2 separate regions of the Homo sapiens genome follow, and region 2 is linked to region 1. The links are chromatin loops, found by intact Hi-C in ENCODE. Cell type or tissue: Panc1. All regions are shown on one strand.

The links. Hi-C counts contacts between places; a loop is a spot of excess contacts. Peaks named below come from ENCODE experiments on the same cell type or tissue, not always from the same donor. Only the 100,000 strongest peaks of a DNase experiment are listed, where the experiment ranks them.
Region 2: it touches region 1 in a loop (3-fold over the local background); 1 of 110 quality-filtered maps calls a loop at or near these places.

The regions. Positions count from the first base shown.
Region 1 is chr2:118,042,925-118,050,924 of GRCh38, reverse strand. LOC102723413 (a long non-coding RNA gene) reads right to left here and starts at 6,359. Exons shown (of 3, transcript XR_923247.3): 1 at 6,179-6,359; 2 at 5,543-5,621. In Panc1, CTCF peaks have their summits at 3,856 and 4,065; a DNase peak (open chromatin) is centred at 4,064; H3K27me3 peaks cover 644 bases.
Region 2 is chr2:118,341,118-118,349,117 of GRCh38, reverse strand. No RefSeq gene overlaps it. Among named protein-coding and RNA genes, the nearest start is that of THORLNC, 160 kb to the right of the region's middle. In Panc1, no CTCF peak of the experiment used is centred here; no DNase peak of the experiment used is centred here.

The DNA of each region.
Region 1 (8,000 bases):
GGGGAATATTTAAACCAAGATCAGAACCATCTTCTAGGCTCAGGTGTTTGCGTCACTTTCACTGAAGACCCTAGCCAGGTGCAATTGTGTTTATGTTCCTAGATTTACATGCAATAAACTAGGATGTTAATAATGCTGCGGGGGGTGGTGCAGGGAGGATAAACACAATCACTTTGCAGAAGACTTGGGAAAATGTTTTCAGCTTAAAGAGGAGAAAAGGCAATGAAACCCCTTTGGCATCTGTGCAAAACTGTTTGCTTGACTCTGGAGGTGATAAAAATAATTTATGGAGCCCTACATTTTTATCAAGAGGAAATGACCTCAGCTTTTGGCAATCTGATGCAGTTAGTGAAGCCTCTCTCTACTACTTTTATGGATTTCCTTGAGCTACATATTCTGTGACCTGTATTTCAGATTTATTGGCAGATACATAAGCCACATTAAGTAATATAAAATGCAGTGAATGCATCAAACAACTCAGCAGGGACCCACTGACAGCCGGCGAGAGGCTGCCTCTTCAAAGAAGTCACTCTAAATCGGATACCTGTTTATGCATTTGTCGAACCAGGCTCTGAATTTTTGTTTTAAATAAAGACATTAGTTCAAAACAAAAGCCTCTTCAGCCAAACCCATAACATATTGGGTGGCAGGAAGAGGGTGTACAGCCAACTTTAAAATCTAATCAAACGCTCAGGATTTTGAGTGTGAACATGCTTTGCTTCCAGTTTGGGGGGAAGCACGACTTCTGAGGAGGAGAGAAGGGGCCCCCAGCATATGGTGTTTGATTCTCAACAAGACAATAGAGTAGCATTTTGATGAGGGAGATGCAGACTGACCAATAATGTCTTTGGGGAAATTCTTACTGCCTTGATAAAGAGAAGGTAAGTACCAATGAGGAAATGAGTATTGCACAGTGCTATGTGCTAACCACTTGAAACAGAACTGGGAGAATTTGTGTAAGACCTATACCACCATCCTTGATGCCATCAAAGGCAGGGTCCCAATGTGTCAAAGCAGAAAGAGAATGAGTATGGCAGTCAAGAGACCCAATTCCTAGCTGGGGCAGCTGTGTCACCTTGGGCAACTGCCACCCTCTCCCTTGAGGTCATGACGGGGCTCCTGGCATCCCTTCCAGCACAGAAATCCTTTGATTCCTTAAACAATGATGTCCAAATGATTGATGTAAGAGAAATGAGATCACAGGATGCTGGGGACACCTGAACCAGCCATGAATTACTTGAGAAGATTCAGGCCCTGGCATTAAGCCAAGCAGAAAAATGATGGACATGTGGTTTCATGGGGAACTTCTAATTCACCTTCTTGTGACTGTTATATTTTACTGTTAACCGTTCCCTTTTAAAGAATGCCTTGTGGGACTCAGATGAAGGTACACTCCCTCCAAAAAATGTTCTGGGTAAATTCCACCCTACTATGGTCTGTCCAGTCTCTGAAAATTGACAGCCCTTTGTTTGCACCACTTCATACTGTCCATGTGAACAATTAAACAGCGTGGTTAAGAGCTCAGGTTCCAGAGTCAGATGGCCCAAGTTTAAGTCCTGATTCTGCCACTATTAGCTGTGTGACCTTGGGCAAGACTCCTAACCTCTCTGAGGTTTTTCTATTCTGTAAAATTGGAATGACAACAATACTTTTGTTGACTGGATGATTGTGATGAGGATATGAGATCTAATTTGTAAAGCATTAACACAAATATGTCACAGAGTAAAATTCTCCATCTATATTAGATATTATTATTATTGTGTTTCATGCATGTCCATTTTGTCTTTTCTTCATAAGAGCATAATTGATTAAAGACAGAGTCACAGCACCACATGTTATTTGTGTTCCCTACAGTGTTGGGCTCACAGTATGTTTTTAGAAAATATGTAACTGAGGGGTAAAGTCCTGCTACGGTGGAGAAAGGAGAATGAGGCATAATAGCAAAAGAATAGAAATATCTTCTCTCCTGTTGCATAAAGAGAAGTTTTAACAATGGTTACCATTATTAAGCATTCACCTTTTGCTGGGCACTTTACACAAGTTATTTCTAATCACTATTCTGCCAGATATATATTATTATCCCTGTTTTACAGAAATAAAAGTTGAAGTTCAGGGAAGGTAAGAAATATTGCACGTGACTGAAGTGAAAGGATGGGATTCAAACCCAGGTCCGTCAACTGCCAACGTCCACTTCTACCCACAGCATCCTGTCAATCAGATAGATGCTCCTTCTCTGAACAGGCAACATAGCTATCTCCTGCTGGCAAATGATAAGAAATTAGAGATGGGATTGCCAGATGAGCCTTTCATGCTGAGTCACATAGAGCAAGACATATCACAGGCAGTGGCAAAAGCTGAAAGTTGAGAGTCAGTCTTCAAAAATGCACACTATGAAAAGAAATGCAGATCATAGTCATTTTGGGCTCACACCTTAGCAACTACCATCACCCAGGTTCTATTTGAAGCCAAACAATTGTGGCTTAAAGGTGCTGAATAATTAAGACATTGAATATAAGTATTAAATAACAATATGATGCTTTAGGACCCGGAAATGACAGCCATGCCTTACACTTGCAAAGCTCCTCTATCTCCCTCGAATGTTCACTCGCATTAAGTGAGGGGTAATAAGATGGAGGAATTCACATTGGCAAGGTGGGGACATGGTCTGAGAAGAAAGATGTGATTAAGAGAGGTAGCCAGGATCAGCCGTAAACTCCCAATTGGAAGTTTCAGTACAGGTGGTGGCTTGGACTGGGGCCAGCCGAGAAACATGTGGTCCACACAAAACGTGTTGGGGTCCATATTGTCTGGAAGGACATGGTATTATGAATGTCTTTGTCTGATTGGAAATATCTAGGCTCTCCAAACAACCATTTCCAGATCTCAATATTGTCTGCCTTCCAGAAATGTTTCATCCTAGACTTGAGTTATTCACATTGTTTCCCCAAATGCCAAGTAGAAATGCTTGGGATGATAAAATAGAAAGCACAGAATACATTTGCCTTGGGTGCACATTCTTAAAGCACTTCACCTCAAAGCCGTCCAGAGCTCTGCTAGCTACTAAGAGGGTTGAGGCAAGAACAACCTCTAATAATTCAAAACTAAAATTAGACATTCACTTGAAAAATTCAGGTAACCGAAACAAAAATGAGGGAAGCTTTGTTTATTTAAATTATGAGATAATTGCCACAATTCTCCAATTCCCCTCACTAGGGTAGACTTGGCTTGAGTGTATCAGCATCCATGGTGACTCATCTAGTAAGTAAACTACATTAGCTCTGCTACCAGCAGAAAGGAAAGGGAAAGGTCTTGAAATATATCTATTGTGGCTTCCTTCCAGAGCAAGGGATTTCATTATATCCTGAAGACATGAGACAGTTCAAAGAGATTTGAAATACAGAATGAGAAGGCGGAGGAGGAGAAGTTTGGGATTATACACTTGCTTTTTAGTTTTGATTTTATATATGAGAATCAGACACTACAGACAGAGACTCTAGGGGGAGACTTTATTCTTCTGGTCCAGGGTTTTGTTTTGGTTCGTTCTGTGGTTAATATCTTTCCAAAAAGTTCCCCCCACATGGGTAGGCCTTCAGTTTACTCCCATGTACATAATTTCAAATAAGTATGACAGAAAATCCTTTAAAAACCACACATACATGATTTTCTATTCCATGGCTGAAATGAAACTTGATGGGAAAAAAAAGCATGATGGTGCCTGTTTATTAAATCCAGACAATGCAGAATGACAATAGGAATCATCCTGAAAGAGGCACCGCAATATTTTTGTAACAACAGAATAATAACTTGCTTTGCCTCTGTCTACTTTTAAAACCATTTTATGATTACAAGCATGTAAGCTATTCTAATTATTACTCTAAATAATTAATCATTTCCTTTACAATCACTTATTAATTAGCTGTCATAACATTGTTGTGAGTTAGGTGGAAGACAAAGATTCAATATTCAGTTATTAACACCTAATTAAAATGTTCATTGTTTTCCATATGTTGTTTATAGCTTTGCTTCCTCGCACTTGAAGACAGAATTTCTCCGAGAACAATGTCCTCTATTTGCTTAGCTACATCGCCATCTGTTGTTGAGAAGTAGAAAATGTCCTTTTCTGCTTTTTCACTTAATAGCTTAATCCTTACCTCAGTTTTTATTTGGAATTAAAAAAGATTGATCCCCAATATTCTCCCCCTAAAATATTTTTCTTAACTTTATTTGTTCTGCTGCTGACTACATAAAGTATTCTGCTAATGCCAATGGCATCATTTAAGTAGTAAATTAAGTGAGCCTATTAATGAAACTACAGTGAAAAATTCAAACTACTCCAATAAACTTTTCCAACATAGGAAAAGTATAGAAGAGGGGAGTTTGCTATCAAGTTTGGTTTACAGAAAGTCACCATCGAGGGAAATTTAAGATCTAATAATCCACCAGCCTAGGCAACATGGCGAAAGCCTGTCTCTACTAAAAATAAAAAAAATAAAAAAAATTAAAAAAAAAAAAAGCCAGGCATGGTGGTGCATGCCCGTAGTCCCAGCTACTCAGGGGGCTGAGTTGGGAGAATCACCTGAGCCCCGAGGTTGAGACTTCAGTGAGCCATGATCATGCCATTGCACTCCAGCCTGGGCAACAGGAGTGAGACCCACCCTGCCCCATCTCAAAAACAAACAAACAAAAAAAAGATTGACTATTTCACATCATAAAGATATGTCTTATACTAACTCATTTTTATAATAAAAGCTTATGTTTATTGAGCAACTACTGAATGCTAAGCACTGTTCATTCTTGCAACAGTCCAATAATGGAGACATTGCTGTGTTTGTGCCCACTTTACAAATAGAGAAACGGAATCACCAGGAGGTAAAGTCATTTGCTGATTCAGGGGGAGGCTAAATAATTTGTGAGGCTTAGTGCAAAATCAAAATGTGGAGCCTTTTGTTCCAAAAGCAGGGAAAGAAGTGCCATTAAAAGTATGAAAATATAAAGCTTTTTCCTTTCTTTCTAAGTCTCTCTCTCAACTTGTTATGATGTTTTAATTTGCTATTTAATGTTATTTTAATAAAAAATTTAATGTTGTCATTGTATGAGTTTTACCATTCATTTTTATATTGTGCAATGTGTTTTCAATGCAAATAAAAGAGCATGTAACTCATATACAGAATAATCAAAATTTCACAATTCGTTATTTTGTCGCTCATGTGTGTGTATTTCACTCTCTCCAGAATGGTAGAAATGCTGCACAAAACCAACTCAACTATTTTCATCTCACTTGATATATGCACAATCTACCAACACTGCTCACCTTGGGCTTATTGGTGAGTAGGGAATTACAATTCTCTTTCCTTCTATGTCATCATTTTCAGTACAAGTAGTTAGCCAACACAGAGAAGTAGCATAAGAGAGCATATGGTAGGCTTTCCTGTAATTCATGTTTCTTGGAATGCCTTGGCCTGCTTTCTGCATTCAAAGCAAGTTCTGGCCCAAGCGAAAAGTCAGTGGTAGATATGCAGATATGCCAATATGCCATGCTCACCTTTTCCTCTTTAAGTCTCACTGAACTCCCACATATTCTGGGTCCACCAGAATTCTGTGTTCACAAGGTGTTGTGTACTCTGTAAGGAAATAAGGTAGCAAGGAACAGCAGATACTCCATTATTATTATTGGGCTTAACATACTGTGCTTATCTTCCCTACTCTCATGTATGCTCCAATGTCTGTCAGAATTCACTTGCAAAACATAAGTTCAAACATAAAATTGTTGAGAATTTCAAGACAGTGACAGCAGAGCATTAAAATAAGTGTGAGGCTCTCTGAGCCTGGGGCTCTGTGAGACTACGCCCACTGAGCAGATCCTGAGATGATGGACACACACAGAATGACACATCTGTTTCCAGAGTTCACACTTCTAACCACTGTGCTCTGCTGCCCCTCAGATTATGCCCAGAGGCACCTTCAAAAGCTTCTGCTTTATGTGTCCATTATTCATAGAATTAAAGAAAGATGATGGTGGACAGAGGGCCTTAGAATTCCAACCTTCCGATTTTACAGACAAAAGACAAGAAACCCAAAGAACCAGGATGACAGCCCTGATGTCCTGAATCTAGACCTCCTCAAATTGTCAAAATGAATGTATTATCTCCTTCCCCTTTCCATCCCTTCCACAACCCACCTTTCCTTTGGTGCCCCACTTCTTTGCTGCTCTGTAGTAATCCTGTTCAGTCCCCATGGTTCTGGGGATGTGGACTCTCACCCTCTGCACTCAGGCCCAGAGGAGGACACAGAAGCCAGGCAGGCTTAGCAAAGCCGTGTCCTCCACAGGAACCTGGTTACATCTGTGGGGAAAGAGACACCCTTTTCCTCTGGGATGATGAGACATGAGGACCATGACATCATAGAGCACTGGACTTGTCACCAGGTAGAGAGGGACTGCCTGAGAATGAGGCCAATGTGGAGAAAAGCAGAGCTGAGAGACACAGACAAAAACAAACCCTTCAAGGAGTACAGATTTTGAGCATCTCAGTTGAGTCCTGAGTTACATAAATGAGTTAACAACCTCTCCCTTTGTTTCTTAGCAAAATTTGAATCAGGTTTCTGTTACTCGACTGTTTTCATCTTACTCGATGTGTGCACATTCTACCAACATTGCTCACTTTATTGATGAGTAAGGAATTACAATTCTCTTTACTTCTATGTCATCATTTTCAATATAAGTAGTTGGCCAATACAGAGAAGTAACATAAGACAGCATATAGTAGGCTTTCCTGTCATTCACGTTTCTTGGGCTGCCTCGGCCTTCTTTCTGCGTGCAAAGCAAATTTATGTTTCTGTTTCTGAAATCAGGTTTCTATTACTTGAGACAAAGGGTCCTGATTGATACAGGTTTGTGAATCATTCTGTAAACATGACCATTAAAACTATGGTGAGAATGCAAATAGATCCAAAGATTAAGCTATAGGGAATTTCATTTAAGGAGAGTGAAAAGGAAGAAAAGCCAGCAAAGGAAACTGAGGGAGTGATCGGGGGTTCCAGGAGACCTGGCACAGGAGACAGCATCCACTAGGTAGGAGCAGAAGACAGGGGTGTGGGTGTGGGCAAGGCCAGATATGCAGAAAGTTCAAGCAAAGTGATGGTTGGAAAGAGTCTACTGACCTGGAAATTAGGAGGTGGAGAATTACACCAGGAGTTTGTTGGGAACAAAGCCAAGGGGCTGTGGGTTAAAGAACGAGTAGAAAAAAAAAGTCTTGTGTTTAACACTGCTGAAAAAAATCATAAATGACACAAACAAATGGTAACACATCCTATGCTCATGGATGGGTAGAATCAATATTGTGAAAATAACCATACTGCCAAAAGCAATCTACAAATTCAAGGCAATCCCCATCAAAATACCATCATCATTCTTTACAGGTTTAGAAAAATCAATTCTAAAATTCATATGGAAGCAAAAAAAGAGCCTGCACAGCCAAAGCAAGACTAAGCAAAAAGAACCAATCTGGGGGCATCACACTACCTGATTTCAAACTATGTTATAAGTCTATAGTCAATAAAACAGCATGGTACTGGTATAAAAATAAGCACATAAACCAATGGAACAGAATAAAGAATCCAGAAAAGAACCCGAATACTTACAGCCAACTGATCTTCAACAAAGCAAACAAAAATGTAAAGTGGGGAAAGGACACATTTTTCAACAAATGGTGCTGGGATAATTGGCTAGCTATATGTAGAATGAATCTGGATCCTCTTCTCTAGCCGTATACAAAAATCAACTCAAGGTGGATTAAGGACTTAAATCTAAGATCTGAAACTATAAAAATTCTAGAAGATTATATTGGAAAACCTTCTAGACATTGGCTTGGGCAAAGATTTCATGACCAAGAACCCAAAGGCAAATGCGATAAAAACAAAAATAAATAGCTATTTAATTAAACTAAAGAGCTTTTGCACGGCAAAAGGAAGAGTCAGCAGAGTAAACAGATAACCCACAGAGT
Region 2 (8,000 bases), 300 kb before region 1:
AAAGGGATCTAACAACTAAGTCAGTCCTTGGAAGAACTTTTCTTGAAGCTTCCCGTGGCTGCTGTTTACATCTCATTGGCCTCTCCTTCTACAAGAGAAGCAAGGATAGTAACACCAAAAAGAAAGCATACCATCACGTTGGAGATGTTTTTAAATGTTTCCTTGTTTAACAGGTGGTGGATATGAGCTCAATGAAAGAAAGCAGTGAATCTCAGACAAGTCTATTTCAGTCCCTTTCCTTTCCATCCCCACCATCTTGTTTGCACTTGGCAAGGACTCTCACTGTGGCACTGTGAGAATGTGTTTGTGGTAGACTATTTTTGGTATTCCATTGAGACAGATGCATACGGCATCATGATAATAAGGGACATGCTTTAGCCTGCAGGCTGCTGACACGATGGTTGCAGGGTACTATTTAGAGAAGAATTTTAGTGCTCCTTATTAATAAAGGTCCATTTGTAAGCCTAATTACACCCTTGCCAAATAATAGAGTTGACTTTTGTGCCACTTCCTCTTCTGTTTAAACTGGAGATGTTCTTTATCAGCAGGTTTCAGTTGTCAGCCAAGTTTGTGCTCAGGGACCCTGCTGCACACTTTTATAGAGTCCCTTCTTTTTAGGTCTGTTCTCCTGTCTCATCTCCTTGTCCTAGGTTCAGTGACTACAGAGAATTAAGAATCCCTCTGAATAGAGAAACTCGTTCCCATATAGGTAGTGCTCACTAATAACAGCTTTATCTTCCAGCCTTCTTGTAGGAATGTGCTCTTTAGAAGAGGACTGGTCAAAGCCATGCTTCACATCCCCCAAGATCATTCTTCCCTGGTGATATGGGAGGCACTACACCTAGCCTGTGAGGCGCAGGGCGTCTTAGGGGCCCTTCTCACAGTCTATGTGTTCACAAAATCCCCTCTGCCTATATGCAAGGCCAGTCCCAGGCCCGTAGGACACAGTGACTGTGTGGCATATTTAAAGAGGGGACTCCATACTTGCTCACTCTGCATTTTTTCTGAAGCAGGAGTCAGCAAACTACAGCCTGGGGGCCAGCTTGTTTTTGTAAATGAAGTTTTACTGGAACATGGTAGTGCTTATTTGTTTATGTATTGTCTATAGCTTCTTTCATGCTTTACAATGGCAGAGTTTTGTTGTTTCAACGGGGAACAAGTAGCCCACAAAGTCTAAACTGTTTGCTATTGACTATGTAAAAAATTTGCTGTTTACATATTGCTGCTCTATAGTGTCCAAGACAGAAAGGGTTCTCTCTGAGGCTGTAGTTCTTAAGCAGAGGGGTGGGCAATTACTGGAGACATACGGCAATGTCTGGAGCATTTTTGGTTGTCATGATTGTGGGGAGGAGGGTGCTGCTACTGGCATCTAGTGGGTAGAAGTCAGGGATGCTGTGAAATATACTATAATGCATAAGCCAGAAGCTAGCAACAAAAAATTACCCAGTCCAAAATGCCAATAGTGTTAAAGCTGAGAAACCTTGTTACATGGAAATGGGCGTTCTATAAGACTGTTATTGTTTTTCAATAGATAGATAGATAAGAGATAGACAGATAACAGATAGATATACAGAGTCATTTAACACCCATAACAGATTGCAAACTTAGTACTGTTATTATCTCTATTTTACAGATGAGAAATCTGAAGCTCAAAGAGGTTAATTCACCTAAAATCATCTAATCAGTAGCAAAATGGGGACTTTTACCTACTGCTTGCCAAGTACTCTTTACTTTAATAAACAAGGGTTTTAATGGAGGAAAAAGTTGCATTCTGAAGCTAGACAGATCTGCATTCAAATGCCAGTTTTCCACTTACATGCATGTGAAATGGAGACAGTAAAACCTTTTCTGAAGGAGGCAAGATTGAATGAGACAGTTTGCTGAAAGCACTCTATGACAGAGCTTGTAATAGTGGGTGCAACAAAAATGCTAGTTTCTATTATTTTATTTTCAGTTCTTAATACGAATGTCCTTGGACATCGGGAAACCAACTCATCCAGCCACATTCTAGAATTATGAGTGCCAAAATAGAACAGAAAAAATATGCCATTTCCTCTATCAAAACATGAACTAATTTTCTCAATTATTTCAGCCCCACAGAGAAAGTGGCATCTTCCATAAATGGCAGGACCCGTTCTTTAATACAGGCTCTAGAGAGAGAGCCTTTCCCATTCTGTCCAGCTCAGCTTCTCCCTGCAGAGCTGCTGGAGCTAGGATGACCCCCAGGAGTGAGAGTCTGTCAGTCAGCAACACAGGGCCTAATCACCAGGCCTGCACAGGCCCGCTCCAAACACTCCTGTGGAGCACTTGCAACTGTCAGGAAGGTTTCTCCTGATGGGAGAACACAATTTCACATTTTCAGAGTTAAAGAATAAACACATAAGGCAGCTGGAGATGGGGAGCCAACTGCACTCAGAGTGGACTTCAAAGCCCATCAACAAACAGGACTCTCTCTGTCTTTACCCAGCAGGCTTTGTCTTTTTTATTTCTCCTTTTGCCCAAAGGCTTGACACTTTACAAAGTTAAGTCTATTGCATTGGTCATGTCATTTCTAGACAAATAAAACAGATTTAGCTCTGAGGTAATTACAGAATTACAACATCACAACCTGGGCCTTAAGGAAGAACTCACCAGGTTCTTCTCCATTCAGCTCAGCATTGCACCGAAGTCTTCTCTCTCCTCCTCTGGTCCCTTCTTTCCTCAGCCACTCCAAAATTACCCAGTCTTCTTGCACCCTCCCTCCTGGTGCATTTGCTGATATTCAGTTTGGCATCAGCATCATCGGCAGACAGAAATAAAGATGAAAAAGTTAGTCTCTAATCTTGGGAGACTCAGGTCCAAAGGGAGAGTCCAGGCTGTGGAGAGACCACACAGTACTCTTTTTCTGTGCACAGAGATGTTAAAAGATAACTAATCATATTGTCTCCAGTTCTTCTGTTTTCTGACTACAGCTGAGAGCAAAGGTATAAAGCTCCCCACCTTGTAAAGAGAGAAGCCACACTACCTGTGAAGAACTTGCTGAAGGGCAGTGCCCCAAAATGTCCATCAAATCCTACCTCACAATCCATCTTGAGAGGGCCCTAGGGAAGGATACAGAATTGACCAGGAAAAACTGGAAAGAAGGATTTCTTAGTGAAACCAGAGTGATTCCAACACATTCTATATACAACTATGCCAAAAAGCATAGTTTTTAAATCCACATCCCAAGTGGGCAGAGACACTGGCATCAGCAAAGTTTACTCCCTACATAAACTAGAGTACTTTCTAGACATGGAAACATACCTGAGCCAAGCCACGACCTCAAGGGTGGATGCTGGAATTGCAAATAAGGCTATCTTATTTTGGCATTTCGAAAGGAGCAAGATCTGCTCCCATCCCAACAGCCCCAAAGTAAAGCCTGCTATGGACCAGCCACCCACATACCAAAGCTTCCAAGTAGCCATCTCATTTGGAAGTGAACAAAGCATCTTAGAGAAACAGACCTGCATCACAGCAGAGGAAATGCATACCAACCATTCATACAACACACCTTGTGCTTAATTCACAAATCCAAAAGACAACAAACGATAAGGATATGTTTAAGGAAATCAGCAGTTCAGAAGAAAATGTCTCTGTTTTGTGTTGCTCTGAAGGCATACCTGAGGCTGGGTAATTTATAAAGGAAAAGAGCTCACAATTTTGATGGCTGGAAAGTTCAAAACTGGGCATCTGCATCTGATGAGGGCCTCAGGCTGCTTCCACTCATGGCGGAAAGCAAAGGGAAGCCAGCTGTGGAGAGATCACATGGCAAGAGAGGAAGGCAAAAAGATAGCGGGGGAGGTTCCAGGCTCTTTTTAATAACTAGCTCTCTCGGGGTCTAATAGAGTAAGTATCAGCCCTGAGGAAGGCCATCAATCCATTCAAGAGGGATCTGACGCCATGACACAAATACCTTTCATTAGGTCCCCCTCCCACACGAGGGTTCAAATTTCAACATGAGGTTTGGAGGAAGCAACCATCTGAATACCTGACTTCAGAGGAAATGGAGATTTTAAGATTAATAATGAAAATATGCTCAGAGAAATTTAAGACAATATATATAAAAAACAAGAATAAGCTACCACCAAAACAAGAACAATAAGTTGATTTTAAAAATAAGTATTAGGGTCAGGTGTGGTGGCTCATGCCTGTAATCCCAGCACCTTGGAAGGCCAAGGTGGAGGATCACTTGAAGCCAGATTCGAGATTAGCCTGGGTAACATTGCAAGACTCTATCTCTATTTTTTAAAAAGTAAGCATTAGAAATTAAAAATATAATAGTCTAAATTAAAACAAATCCAATGTGTTAAAAGAACTTATTAGGGAACTCTTCTAAAACGTTCCGCAAAATAACAAAGAATTAGAAATATGAGATTTTTTTTAAAAGGAAGTAAGAAACATAGAGGATAAACCAGCAGATCAATAACTATCTAATAGAAGTTCCAGGTAAAAAGGAAAAGAAAACATGAAGAGGAGAAGATAGTCAATGAAAAACAGAAGAAAATTTTCCAGAACTCGGCAGATTGACAGGGCTTAACCACAACCTAGTAGGATTTTTTAAAAATTTCTTACGGAGCCTCGCTCTGTCGCCCAGGCTGGAGTGCAGTGGTGTGATCTCGGCTCACTGCAAGCTCCACCTCCTGGGTTCATGCCATTCTCCTGCCTCAGTCTCCCGAGTAGCTGGGACTACAGGCGCCCACCACCACGCCCAGCTAATTTTTTGTATTTTTAGTAGAGACTGGATTTCACCATGTTAGCTAGGATGGTCTCGATCTTCTGACCTCATGATCCGCCCACCTCGGCCTCCCAAAGTGCTGGGATTACAGGCGTGAGCCACCACACCCGGCAATTTTTTAAAAATTTTTAAAGGCCTTAATTGAATGCTCATGAATTTAAGAACAGCAATGATAAAAATAATATCCTAGAAGCTGTCAGAGAAAAACGAAAAGCAGGTCACCTACCAAAGAAAATTTCAAATCCAATTGGCACCAGTCTTCTCAAGAACAATACTGGATGCTAGAAGGCAGTGGTGCAATGCCTTCGATGTTCTGAAGGAAAATGATACAGAAACTAGAATTTTATACCTAGAAAAGCTATGGAGTGTGAAAATAAATATTCTCATTATATACAAACAAGGCCATAATATATATATGCAAGGTCATAAAGTTTACCTATCACACTATGAAAAAAAATTATTAAAGGGTGTAGTACTTCTGTAAATAAAAATGTAATCTAGAAATAAGAAGTCGACCGGGCATGGTGGCTCATGCCTGTAATCCTAGTACTTTGGGAAGCCGAGGCAGGAGGATCACCTGAGATCAGGAGTTCCAGACCAGTCAGGCCAATGTGGCAAAACCCTGTCTCTACTAAAAAAAAAATACAAAAATTAGCCAGGCATGGTGGCACATGCTCATAATCCCAGCTACTCTGGAGGCTGAGGCAGGAGAATCTCTTGAACCCAGGAGGCAGAGGTTGCAGTGAGCAGAGATCATGCCACTGCCCTCCAGCATGGACGACAGAGGGAGACTCTGTCTCAAAAAAAAAAAAAAAAAAAAAAAGAAAGTAAAGAAGTCATGGACTCTAAGAAACAAGGAAATTACTACAGAGTGCGATAAAGAAAAATACCAACTTGACTAAATTAGAACCAGCAGTTGCAGCGTTCCGAGGAAAGTTTCTTCAAAGCAAATACATCTTATTCAACAACTACTATGATCTAAGGAAAAGCTGAAAGATCCAAGTACTTTGCTAAAAATGGGACAGCTTCTTTTCTCAAAAAGAAAACTAAGAAATGCAATTATAAGCCCCGTTAACAAGAAAGTCATGAATCAAAAGCAAAGTACACTAAAATATGCAGTAATTTAAGCAATTTATGGCATACTAAAAAAACAAAATCCCATTGGCATTGGCATCTGGCACATTCTCTTACAAGCAGCACAAATTTAATAACATAAAATTATATTTATTTTCTCCATAGACCTAATCACACTATTTAGTTCTGCTGTAAATAATATTTATATATCATAATGATATAACTTCTATTTATTAATTTCTAGTATTTTGAATAAGCCTATGGACAACACACTTATATAATTACATTACTTAATATCAGTGTCAAAATTTGGATAATATACAAATAATCCTAAAGCTGATGCACAATTTACAAATCAGGGAAGTGAGAGAAAAAATGTCAAGTAATATAGAGGTTTAAATTTATTTCTAAATAATCATGAATTAAGAGATGATCTCTAAAGCAGATAGAACCAAAAGTAGAGGTTTCAGTATATTATTTAAAGTTATAAAAATCATCAATAAAACCCAAAATAATAATTTAACCAACAAGTTCAAGGGAGACACAGAAAGAAAGGTAAAATTAGTATACATGGGTGAGTTAAATTGAAATTTCCCAAACAAGGGTGTCTATAAATTAAGAGCTACTCATCTATTATTTGGAATTAGGTGGTAACCAAAGGAAAAATAAAAAACTCATAAGAAATGAGAGTGGGGATAAGAGCACCTTTTTTTGTTGTTGTTTTTTATTTTTGTTTTTTGAGACGGAGTCTTGCTCTATTGTACACGCTGGAGTGCAGTGGTGTGATCTCGGCTCACTGCAACCTCCTCCTTCCAGGTTCAAGTGATTCTCCTACCTCAGCCTCCCAAGTAGCTGGGACTTCAGGCACCCACCACCACGCCCAGCTTATTTTTCTATTTTTAGTAGAGATGGGGTTTCACCATATCAGCCAGGCTGGTCCCGAACTCCTGACCACAGGTGATCTGCCCGCCTTGGCCTCCCAAAGTGCTGAGATTATAGGCATGAGCCACCGCTGGCCCAAGAGGACTGTTATTTTTTTAAACCGTTGTACCCTGTAGTATTTCAATTATTCTTTTTCCTAGATGTATTATTTTTATAATTTATAAAATAGGGAGTGACAACAAAACAAGTATACTTCCTAAGAAACAAATTTGGAGACATTATGGATTAGCGCAAGAGTCAGGTTGCCTAGCATAGCTGTTACCCACATATCTAACGTTCAATACATATTTAACTGAAATTGTATTAATTTGGTAGCAAAATAAAATTAAAATCCTGCTGAGCCAAGACCAGGACCTCAAGTAGGTACAATGGAATAGCAAGAAATACCACCATAATTTGCAAAGTTATATAAAGGCTTTGTACTCATTGTATAAGTAGGTTATAAAACATTGGCAGATAAGAAATTATGAACTCCAGTGTTAGATTCAGATGACATAACTTAAGTACATAATATGCATCAGACTAAACATTATTCTTTGTTGCTGTCAATAGCAAGCACCTTAGTCCCACTAACCTTTAATTGTTCTCTTTCACTGATCAGCTAACTTCCAGATTTATAATAGACATTTCATGCCTTCTACCATCTGACAGTACTCAACCCCTCTAAACTCATCCCCTACTACTCACATTTCCAGCTGGAGGTAAAACTAAACCAAAGCAGCTGCCTCCAGAAACTTGGGCAATAAAAAGACATAAATGCGAACTTTTTTTTTTTTCGGTATTCTCTAGTACCCAGATTGTGGTTTTTAAATACCACTTCCCACTAAGAGGAACCAGAGCTGCTTGGAGAAATGTTCAATTCCAGGTTTAGGGTCAATTATGTAATATATGAGTCAAGCACATCTTATCATACAGATTTCTTTTCTACGTAAAATCGTGGTTCCTGATAATATTGGCATAATTTATTTGCTTTACCTCATATGAAAATTAAATAGTTTTCAAAATTATAATACCAGTGTTGCTTCTAATATAAAAATACTAAGTAGAGTCAATTCTACTTGTTCTTAGAATATGCAAGCTCAGTTAGAGAATTGTGTTCAACAGTCACTTGAAGTTAATTCTTCTCTTTAATTTTATATACAATTTGATTAATTCGTTCCTATTTATTTTTGGCTTTAAAGTTTGCTTTTCTTTCATTACAATAAGACATTTACAAAGTTCAAATGTCAAA